Linked DNA regions of Mus musculus: region 1 is linked to region 2. A link is a contact called in ENCODE Hi-C data. All regions are on one chromosome and are shown on one strand. Each heading gives the region's core, a stretch centred on a gene start or an enhancer-like site at or near the end of the contact. The rest is flanking DNA. Distances are from core to core; before and after follow the strand shown.

Region 1 (4,780 bases), core at 2,241-4,740, about 59 Mb before region 2:
AGCTTGCCTGCCCTGTATGCCAGAAATGGATGTGACGCTAGGGAAACTCAAATGGCTTTGCAGTACTCAAATCCAGCGCTCCTCCACATCCACACAGAAGACACAAGACAAGCTGAGTTATCCATGGGACAGTTTTATTTGCCTCCCTCTCCTGACAGGCCACTCATTGTGAGCAGGAGAAATGTCCAGAGGTGTACTCTGCCTGGATACAGCCTGTGTCCACAGTGGGAACGCTGACCAGGGCAGCCTTATGCCCACAGTGGGAATGCTGACCAGGGCAGCCTTATGCCCACAGTGGGAACGCTGACCAGGGCAGCCTGAAGCTCAATAACCTGAGCAGAAGTCCAGACTCAGCTCCACTTGATGTTCTTGTCCTCCTCAGTCATGGCTGGTACATCAGTAACAAGGCCAGTGCCAATGGTCTTGTTGCCATCCCTCAAGGTGAAACGTTGGCCTTTCTCTAAGATCATGGGCTGCCGCAAGATTAGACTAAGCTTCAAGTCCTCTCCAGGCATGGCAAGTTCCTAATAGAAGGAGAAGCGCAAGGCAATCAGGATACCTTCACTGTGTACCTTCAACCGCTGACACCCATGGGGCTCAAAATCATGGGAAAGCTCAACAGGTTGAAGAATCTGGGACGTTTCATTTAGTTGCTAGGCACACGCAAACAGCATGGAAAAAGTAAAGGGACCATAATCGGGAATTTGGTATTACGCAGTTTTAGTCAACAGGATTTTCCTGAGCCCTTCTTGTGTTTGAGACAGGATTTCGCTGTGTACCCCTAACTGCCCTGGAACTAGCTCTGTATACTAACTACACCAGCCTTGAACTCAAGAGATTCACATGCCTCTGCCTTCCAGCTGCTAAGATTAAAGTCATGGGCTACCACAGCCCAGTTCTATTCCTTTTATATCCCCCCCAGCCTCAACATACCTTCCCTGGAGGCAAGATGACTCGACAGGCCATGTCCCAGGTCAGGGAGAACATGACGGGCATGAAATGAGATACAAAGGGTTTGTGGCGGCCACCTTCCTCCTTGCTGAGGATATAAACCTAGAGGAGAGAAGCAGTAAGGATGGAATGGCTTAGCTACAAGTCCTGCTTCTAAGCAAGGGAAACCACTCAGCACTGGAGCCCTCACCTGGGCCTCCACCTTCTGGTGGGGTTGGATGGAGCCTGGCTTGACCATGACCAAGCCACGCCTCAAATCTTCGCGCTTTAAGCCTCGGACCAGAGCACCCAGGTTATCCCCTGCCTCAGCCCTCTCCAGGCTCTTGTGGAACATCTCAATGCCTACAAGGAAGAAGACAGGAGAGAAGAGGGTCTGAGGCAGAATGAAGGTATAAGAGCTACATGGGAAGGGACCATTCTGACCACGTCCTTGGATCTGAAATCTTCTCATACCTGTCACCACAGTGCGGATGTTCTTGTTATGTCCCAGCAACTCACACTCATCTCCTTTCTTCAAAATGCCACGCTCTAATGTACCTGTCACCACTGTGCCCCGGCCTGGAAAGAAACAGGATGGGTTATTGGTCACCCAGGGTCAGATGACCCCTATGAGGAGTGGTGTACGTGAGCACGGGCCTCACCAGGAATAGAGTAGACTGACTCTACAGGGAGCAGGAAGGGCTTGTCCAGGTCCCGGGTGGGCACTGGGATGTAGGTGTCCACAGCATCCAGGAGCTTCTGCACTGACTTCACGCCTAGCTCAGGGTCACGTTGCTGTTGGAGACATGACAAGACCTTGAAACTTCTGTTCCTATCACAGGATGCTAAGTTTCCAGGTACAGAGCAAAGCTCTACCCCGTCCTCTACCAACAGGAGCCTGTGCTGTGCTCACCTCAAGGGCACAGAGAGCCGAGCCTACGATGACTGGAGTTTCCTCTCCTTTATAGCCAAACTCGGTGAGCAGCTCCCGGATCTCCAGCTCGACTAACTCCACCATCTCTGAGTCCTGGACAGCGTCTGCCTTGTTCACGTACACCACAACATGTTCTACCCCAATCTGCAGGCAAGACAAGAGACTGAGCAACTCTCCTGAGCCATCTGACGTCTCACGGATGTCCATCCCACTCAGACCCCAGTACCTGTTTAGCTAGCAGTAAGTGCTCTCGGGTCTGGGGCATGGGGCCATCATTAGCTGCCACCACCAGGATACAGCCATCCAGGGGGGCAGTGCCTGTGATCATATTCTGGGTGGAAGAGGAAGAAGGTCAGCTTAGTTCAGGGACCTCTTCAACATGCATCCTCTAATGAGAAGTAGCTGTGAAGATCTCCATCTCTCTGCCATGTCTTCACCACCCACAGCCACAAATCCTTGTTCTTATATTCAAACACCGCCACTATTTTATAACCTCCCCCCCTCACACCTCCACTGAACGGAAGCAGGTGCTGGCTGTCCCCAGCAACCCTCACCTTAACATAATCTGCATGACCAGGACAGTCTGTGTGGGCATAGTGTCGGGCAGCAGTGCTATACTCCACATGGGCTGCATTGATGGTGATGCCCCGAGCTCGCTCCTCTGGGGCATTGTCTATCTCCTCGTACTTCTTGAACTTAGCTCCACCTCCCTCGGCTAGAACTACCGGAGGAAGAGAACACACCTCTCAACTCAGGGTCAGAGCTACAGACAAGGCTCGGGGCACACGCCTGAACCCCTCATACAGAAACAATCTGGAAGGATAAATCTCTGTTAAATCTCAATTCTAGGAAATCTCAAATGTAATTCTAGGAAAGATAACTTTGTAAGACAGTGAGAGAATTTCCTAAGGTGTGTGCTCATCACAGACGCTTCCAATTCTTCGCTGACAGCATCTCTTTACAGACCACTCTACACTGGATGGAAACCATTCACAGTTTTCATTTTATGCCTCACAGAGCTCTTCCTGTACAGGGAAACCTGTCTCCTGCATCTTCCCACCAGCCTTCGTCCCAAGTGTCTCTTGGAGCCATGCTAAAGTTCAGCGGACTACAAGACACCCACCCTACGCTCTAGTTCTGACTCTTCCAGCTGACAGGACATTGCCCGACGCCTCCAACCCAACCCAACCCTACTCACTTTTCGTGATGGCTGCAGTCAGGGTGGTCTTGCCATGGTCCACATGTCCGATGGTACCCACATTCACATGGGGCTTGTCGCGTACATAAGTCTTCTTGGCCTCCACAGCTAGGCCGCGACACAAGAAGGGTGATGCGGGAGCCTTCAGCGGCCGCAGCCGACCTTGCAGAAATGGGGTCGGGCTGGCGCAGAGACCTGCGGGGAAAGGCACTTGGGAGTCAGGGATCCGAACCCAGCTACCCTCCGCGCCCCTCGCAACTCCGGGCTGCCTGCGTCCAACCCGCCCCCTCACCGCTGAAGCGGGGCGTCGCTCGCAATAGAGTGGCTGCCGCCATTGTGGTAGTACTCGGTGACCGGGACCGGGAACTAGGCACCCGGGGCCCGCGCGTGCAGGGAAGGACGGGCACTTGGGACTGCAGATCACTTCCGGCGGAAATGAGGGTCCGGACAGCGAGTTTAGGAGCCTCTAGCAGACAGTTTCTATGGCCACGGCCACTGATATCCGGGCATGGAGCGGAAGAGGGGGTTTCTGGTGTCTCGCGGGGGACGATGGGGAATTTCCACAGTTCAGCCTGAGGGGGCCGCTTTAGGAGGAAAATGCGGAGCGCCCCATAATGCACGAGCGCCCCCGAAGGCTTATGGGTGTTGTGGTTTCCAGGGCAGCGGGCTTGGGTCAGTTTGTGACAGGCTTTAGCTTCGCCTGGGTTCGGTCCAGAGAGAAGATCTCCCAGCCTGTAAGAGGCAAAATTAACGAGAGTCAGGGATGGAGTCCCGGGAGTTCCAGTCCTTGGCCATTAAATAACTGCCCCCATATCTCTTGCAGGGATCCTGTGCTTTCTAACATTTTGAAGTCAAACCCTCCTCCCCCAATAGTCCTTTGGACGCTTGACAAGCAGTTTTCTTTCCTTTTTCTTCCTTCTTCCCCACTACCTTCCGAGACAGGGTCTCCTTGGCTGGCCTATGTAGACCAGGCTGGTCTTCCAGCTCTAGAGAAATCTCCTGTCTCAGTGCTGGGATTAAAGGAAGTTTTTTTTTTACTGTTAGTTGAATCTTTTGTATACCCAGCAAATGTTTGTTCCCTAATGAATAAGTGGTTTTTGTTTTTGTTTTTTTTTAAGATTTATTTATTCTATGTAAGTACACTGTAGCTGTCTTCAGACACACCAGAAGAGGACATCAGATCTCATTACGGATGGTTGTGAGCCACCATGTGGTTGCTGGGATTTGAACTCAGGACCTTTGGGAGAGCAGTCAGTGCTCTAAACCACAGAGCCATCTCTCCAGCCCCCTAATGAATAAGTGTAAGTATAGTAATGACTTTTAACTGTCACATTCATCTTTTCGCACAGCTTCTTCAACTCTCACAAATAATAGAAGCTTCTTAACTCTGTCTTTCTTTCTGAAATTTACCCTATCAGCTTAATTGACAGTATCTTTTCCAAATGCTGTAGATTCCCTCATTCCATCCCTAGAGAGATGTCTAGGCACAAGCAAGCTACATCACATCTCTTCTAAAAATCAAGTGGAAGGAGATACAGGTACACACTTGTGACCCCAGCACTTAAGACACTGCAGCAGGAAGTCCAGTCCTAAGGCCTGAGCACAGATTGAAACTCTGAAAAGGTAAAGATAAAGGACAATAGAGTGTTACTGGAATCTTGTGCTAGACTCCCCTCAGTCTTTGTGATTTTTTTTTTTTTTTTTTTATCTAACGAATC
Region 2 (4,389 bases), core at 597-3,096:
GACGATGGGTCCTGCCTCAATAGAGAGGCTAGGCACTTCCTTCTCCAGCAGCCACCCTACGGGAGGCCATTGAAACCTTTTTTATGTAAGAGAACATTAATGTTCTTAGGAGATAGATTGGTTTCCAATATGATGAAATTTCTAAAGGCTCAAGATTCTTAGATTAGTTCTGTTCAAAGCCTTAAGTTCCTGTCCTCATCAACCCAGATCTTTGCCTTACCTAAAGACCTTCACATAGCCCTTTCCCAGCGCTAAGCAGTAATTGATGCACAGGTGGGCCAGCTTCAGTTGGGATCCACAGCACCTACATAAAGTGGTGTTGGCAGACCACCTTGTCTGTAATTCCAGTCCCCAGGAAAAGTGAGCCAAGCAGCCAGTCTAGTTGAACTGAGAGCTCTAGGTTCAACCGAGGAACCCCTGCCTCAGTATACAAGGCGGGAAGATCAAGGAAGATGCACTGTATCTGCATCTGGTCCCCACATTTATGCATACACATGCACATTCAAACAGGCACCCACACTACACACACTTACATATGAAAAACAAGATACCTTTAGTCTGGTATCTGATTTGCTATCCTCTGAATGTGGGCTTCAGCCATATCTTTTAGCTCATGAGAAAATTATTTTTTAAGGGTCACCATAGAAATTCTCTCACTGTGTCTTGAACTGGGGCTGGAAGACATTAAGCATATCTGAGTTTTGGTTAGTTAGTTTGGTTGGTCTTTAATTCTGTTCAGTCAGAACTGGCTCTCTCACCCCACAGACTTCCATGATGCTGTGGCTTTTGAGTGTTCCAACTGCTCGCTCTCCCAGAGCCTTGCCACTCTCTGTCACTCCATCTGACATTTTGAGTGCACATGATGAGCAGTGCAGCTTCAAGGGAGAAAGGCAGAGTTAGGATTCAGTGCTGAGCAGTCAGCACAGGCCGTCCTGGGAAAACAGCAAAGCACTCTCCCCACACCAGACGTCGGCTCTCTGGGTGGGAAGAGGAGCCTCTACGAGCCTGTGCTGTCCAAAGCACATGAGGATCCCCAGGGAACTCGTGACTCACCAGGCAAAGGTGCCCAAGCAGGAGAAGAGCATCTCCATTATGTAAGACCTTGGAGTCACATAAGCCTTCTGAAATTATTCTGTGAGCGCTCTGTGCGAATGCGTGAGGATGGATTCCTTCAGATGGTAGGGAGGACTCACGCTCTGCAGCCTGTGTGTTTTATAGCTAAATTGGTGGTGCTTTTTCTTTTTATGTTGTTGTTGTTGTTGTTTTCGTTTTGAGACAGGGTCTGACTCTGTACCTCAGGCTGCCCTGGAACCCATAGCAATCCTCCTGCCTCAGCCTCCAGGTAATGGAAATATAGATGTGAAAAAATATACTTAGCTGAGACTTTTATAATGTATTTCATGTTCTTTGATTGCCCTTTAGAAGATGAAAAAGCTTAGCTGTTAACAGGTATGGTTGTCATCCAAACCCTCTAACAGAAGGGGCACACATGCACACACACGCCTTACCTGCAGCCTGGGCTTAGATTGAAAACGGCACCTTACATTTCTACAATGCAATCTGCTATTCATGCCTAGTCACTTGTTCTAACAAAGAATGAAGTGTCTCCAGTGGGGAAGAACCAGACGCTGCACTCCTGAGCTAACAGTGTTCCTCTCTCCCTCTGTCTCTCCCCACCCCCAGGAGGACAAGTATTGGCTTCGTGGCTTACTGCTGCTCCACCCAGTGTCTGCGGACTTTTAACCTGCTGTGTTGATAAACACTCGAGAGCCTTAGGAGCACTGCCAGCTCAGCCACTGCGACTGCCTTCCATCGCCAGTGTGTGCGGCCAGGCCAGGAGAGTCCAGCCAGGCAGGACAGACCCTTCCATCCTGCCTGCCCTGTCCTGAGGAGGGCCGTGCTGAACTCTGGGAATGTCCTGATTGGGCTTCACAACTAAAAGGCCTTCGCTTTTCCCTCAAGTCGGAATACATCCTCCCCCAAATGAAGGACGTGTTGTCTTCTGTGTTTTTCTTTGTATGTGAGTGTGTCTCATATATAAACTTAGTCAAATGAGCTTCCCCACATCTAATTTAAAGCGAGCTGCAGTTCCCTGAAGAACTCTTAATTTGATAATAGAACCAAATTAACTGTTGGATGACATACGTTTGGTGATGATCCTGCCTTCCCCCAGAGGATGATTTCCCCTGGAGATTATTCTTAGGAGCTTCTCCATTGGAAACTTGTCACTTTCTAGAGTCTCTGCAACGCCTATGGCCTCAGCAGCCAGCATAGCAGGGCAGGGTGCCCGGGCTGGAGCAGCTAGGCTCCTGCAGAGGCACAGCTGGCTCCAGAGCACACGCCCTCTGGAAACTTCCTGTCTTATTTCTAAGTTTTGCAACCTAGGAAGACATTTTTTGAGAGGGATTTAAAAACAAAAATGTAGACACAAATTAAATATACTTTTGTTCTAAACTACTATAGAAAAAGAAGTTTTGAATTTTTTTTTTTTTTTTTTTGCTAAGATTTTCCTATAATTGGGAAGTTTGAGGCATCTGATGCTCTGCTGTGGATGGGGCTTAGTGGTATTTACCCGGTACATGAAATTGCCTTCATTTTCCTCTGACTTCTCCCTAGGGAAACAGAAGGAATGAACGGGTCCACATCCCACCTTTGCAAAAATCCCATGAGCTTTCCCTTGCCAGAGAGATGAGCTCTCTGGGGGGACAGCTGATTGGCTCTTCCTCTGAAAGGATGCCACCATAATCTGTTTTACTTTCAGGTGTTCGTTGGGCTGCTTTGGGGGGGGGGTAAAAGTTCTCTGTTTACTGGTATGATTTATGTAAGACAAGACTGAAAGGGGAATCAAGAAGGCTTGCTTGGTGGGAAAGCTATTTCCCAAAACTTTGGTTGGTGACATTTTGTTAGCCAGCCTGACTGTAATTCTAGGCTCTAACAGTGCCAAAAATCCTACATAGTTACTGACAAGTGTGTGATCTCTTTGCAGTCACACCACCTGCTGCCTGAAAAGCAGACTCTTCCAAGTAATGGCAGAGGCAGAAAGCGGCCATGCATGCCATGTGTGGCCACTGTCCCTACTTCCTCCCGTCCCTTTCACAACTTGCTCTGTTCAGCCTTAATATTTCAAAGGCCTACAGTATAATAGGAGCTGAGCGTCTGGATCAAGTGTATCTCTTCTTTCATCCTTTCGGAAGAATGGAAGTTTCAGCACAACCCCGACATGTATATAAGCTGAAGGCAGGAAAATGTGGCCTGACACTTCACATCCGTGCTTGACTTAATTGAACGACAGGGAAACACAGGGCTGCATCTGTGTTTTGCCCTCGACCATCTTATGTCTTAAGTGGAGCTATGAAATGTCACCCTGATACTCAGGAATTCTCATTGAGAGAAGGTGTGGGATACTTTTGTTCTAACTTGTTTAAATTCTTAATAAAGGTGTTTACACTCCAGGTGTCTTCTCTCCTCCTGTTACTGCAGTGTACTGAACCACAGCAGGGCCTGGACACACAACCTCTAGGCTGTCACTCTCAACCTTAGGGTACAGTATCTGGACTTAATTGATGAGAAGTAGAACTTACAAGGTGGTTTCTCTGGTGCTGTTCCTCATGGAGACCTTGTGCTGGACTCCCTGACATCATCATTAATCTTTTGCTATTATAAAAAGCTGCTATCAACCGAGGGGATCCTGCCTGTATGCTGTGTACTCCAGTTGTGTCTAAAGCTTTGGGAAAAAAGCAAGACTTATTTTGTATCTTCTTTCCTCCCTCTCCCTCGTTCCCTCCCTCCCTCTGTCCTTCTCTCCCTCTTCCCCCTTCCTTCTTCTCCCTCCCTTTCCTGGAGATACTGCATGCTGAGTAAGTACCCTATTGCTGAGCTATACCTCCAGCCCTATATGTTGTTTCTTCTGATCAGATAGACAGATATTTCATACAATAATAATAATATAATAAGGCTGCTTGGAAAATGTAATCTGTTTAGGTAAGTTTTCATCTTCATCCCATGTGTGGTTGATTAATGCTAAGTTAAAAGCTAAGCTAGCCTTTGAGGACAGGTCTTTCTATGATGTATAATCGAACCAAAGAGGCCTTTTTAGTTGATTCTCCACTGATGCTTTTCAGTATAATTGTTACCATAGCAAAAAAAAGTCCTGATTACATTAACATTGTGCAAGTGAAAAATTCTGTATTTTCAACTAGTATATATGTGTAATAGATATACATATTGCATATGTGTAATTTAAATGTTGACAGTTTTATGCATTTATATAGTAACTTTTAGTTGTTGAGGAGTTTCAACTCTGACTGGCAGAGCAGAGTGGTGAACTGGGCTTGCTCTCTGGTCCTCTTCTTGAACCACTTTTGGTCATGAACACTCACGACAGCCTTT

The links. A loop is a pair of places that touch in the nucleus more often than their neighbours do.
Region 1: a map of T-helper 17 cell shows a loop between it and region 2 (190-fold over the local background). The contact joins the promoter of Tufm here to the enhancer-like site in region 2. A Hi-C loop is called at or near these places in 5 of 37 maps with a recorded cell type or tissue (T-helper 1 cell, T-helper 17 cell, T-helper 2 cell and 1 more).

The regions. Positions count from the first base shown.
Region 1 is chr7:126,486,065-126,490,844 of GRCm38, reverse strand. It overlaps Tufm (Tu translation elongation factor, mitochondrial), which reads right to left and starts at 3,490. Exons shown (of 10, transcript NM_172745.3): 1 at 3,355-3,490; 2 at 3,063-3,257; 3 at 2,419-2,585; 4 at 2,091-2,195; 5 at 1,844-2,008; 6 at 1,593-1,725; 7 at 1,405-1,509; 8 at 1,142-1,293; 9 at 934-1,053; 10 at 114-524. The coding sequence starts at 3,397. The coding sequence ends at 351. It overlaps Gm46001 (a long non-coding RNA gene), which reads left to right and starts at 4,331. Exons shown (of 3, transcript XR_001778288.1): 1 at 4,331-4,363; 2 at 4,514-4,685.
Region 2 is chr7:67,512,473-67,516,861 of GRCm38, reverse strand. Lrrc28 (leucine rich repeat containing 28) reads left to right here. Exons shown (of 10, transcript NM_175124.5): 10 at 1,684-3,452. The coding sequence ends at 1,756. Among named protein-coding and RNA genes, the nearest start is that of Gm34079, 6.1 kb to the left of the region's middle. Within about 2 kb of position 1,846, at least 1 of the 3 ENCODE cell types and tissues checked has a DNase peak (open chromatin) inside an H3K27ac peak, as active enhancers do.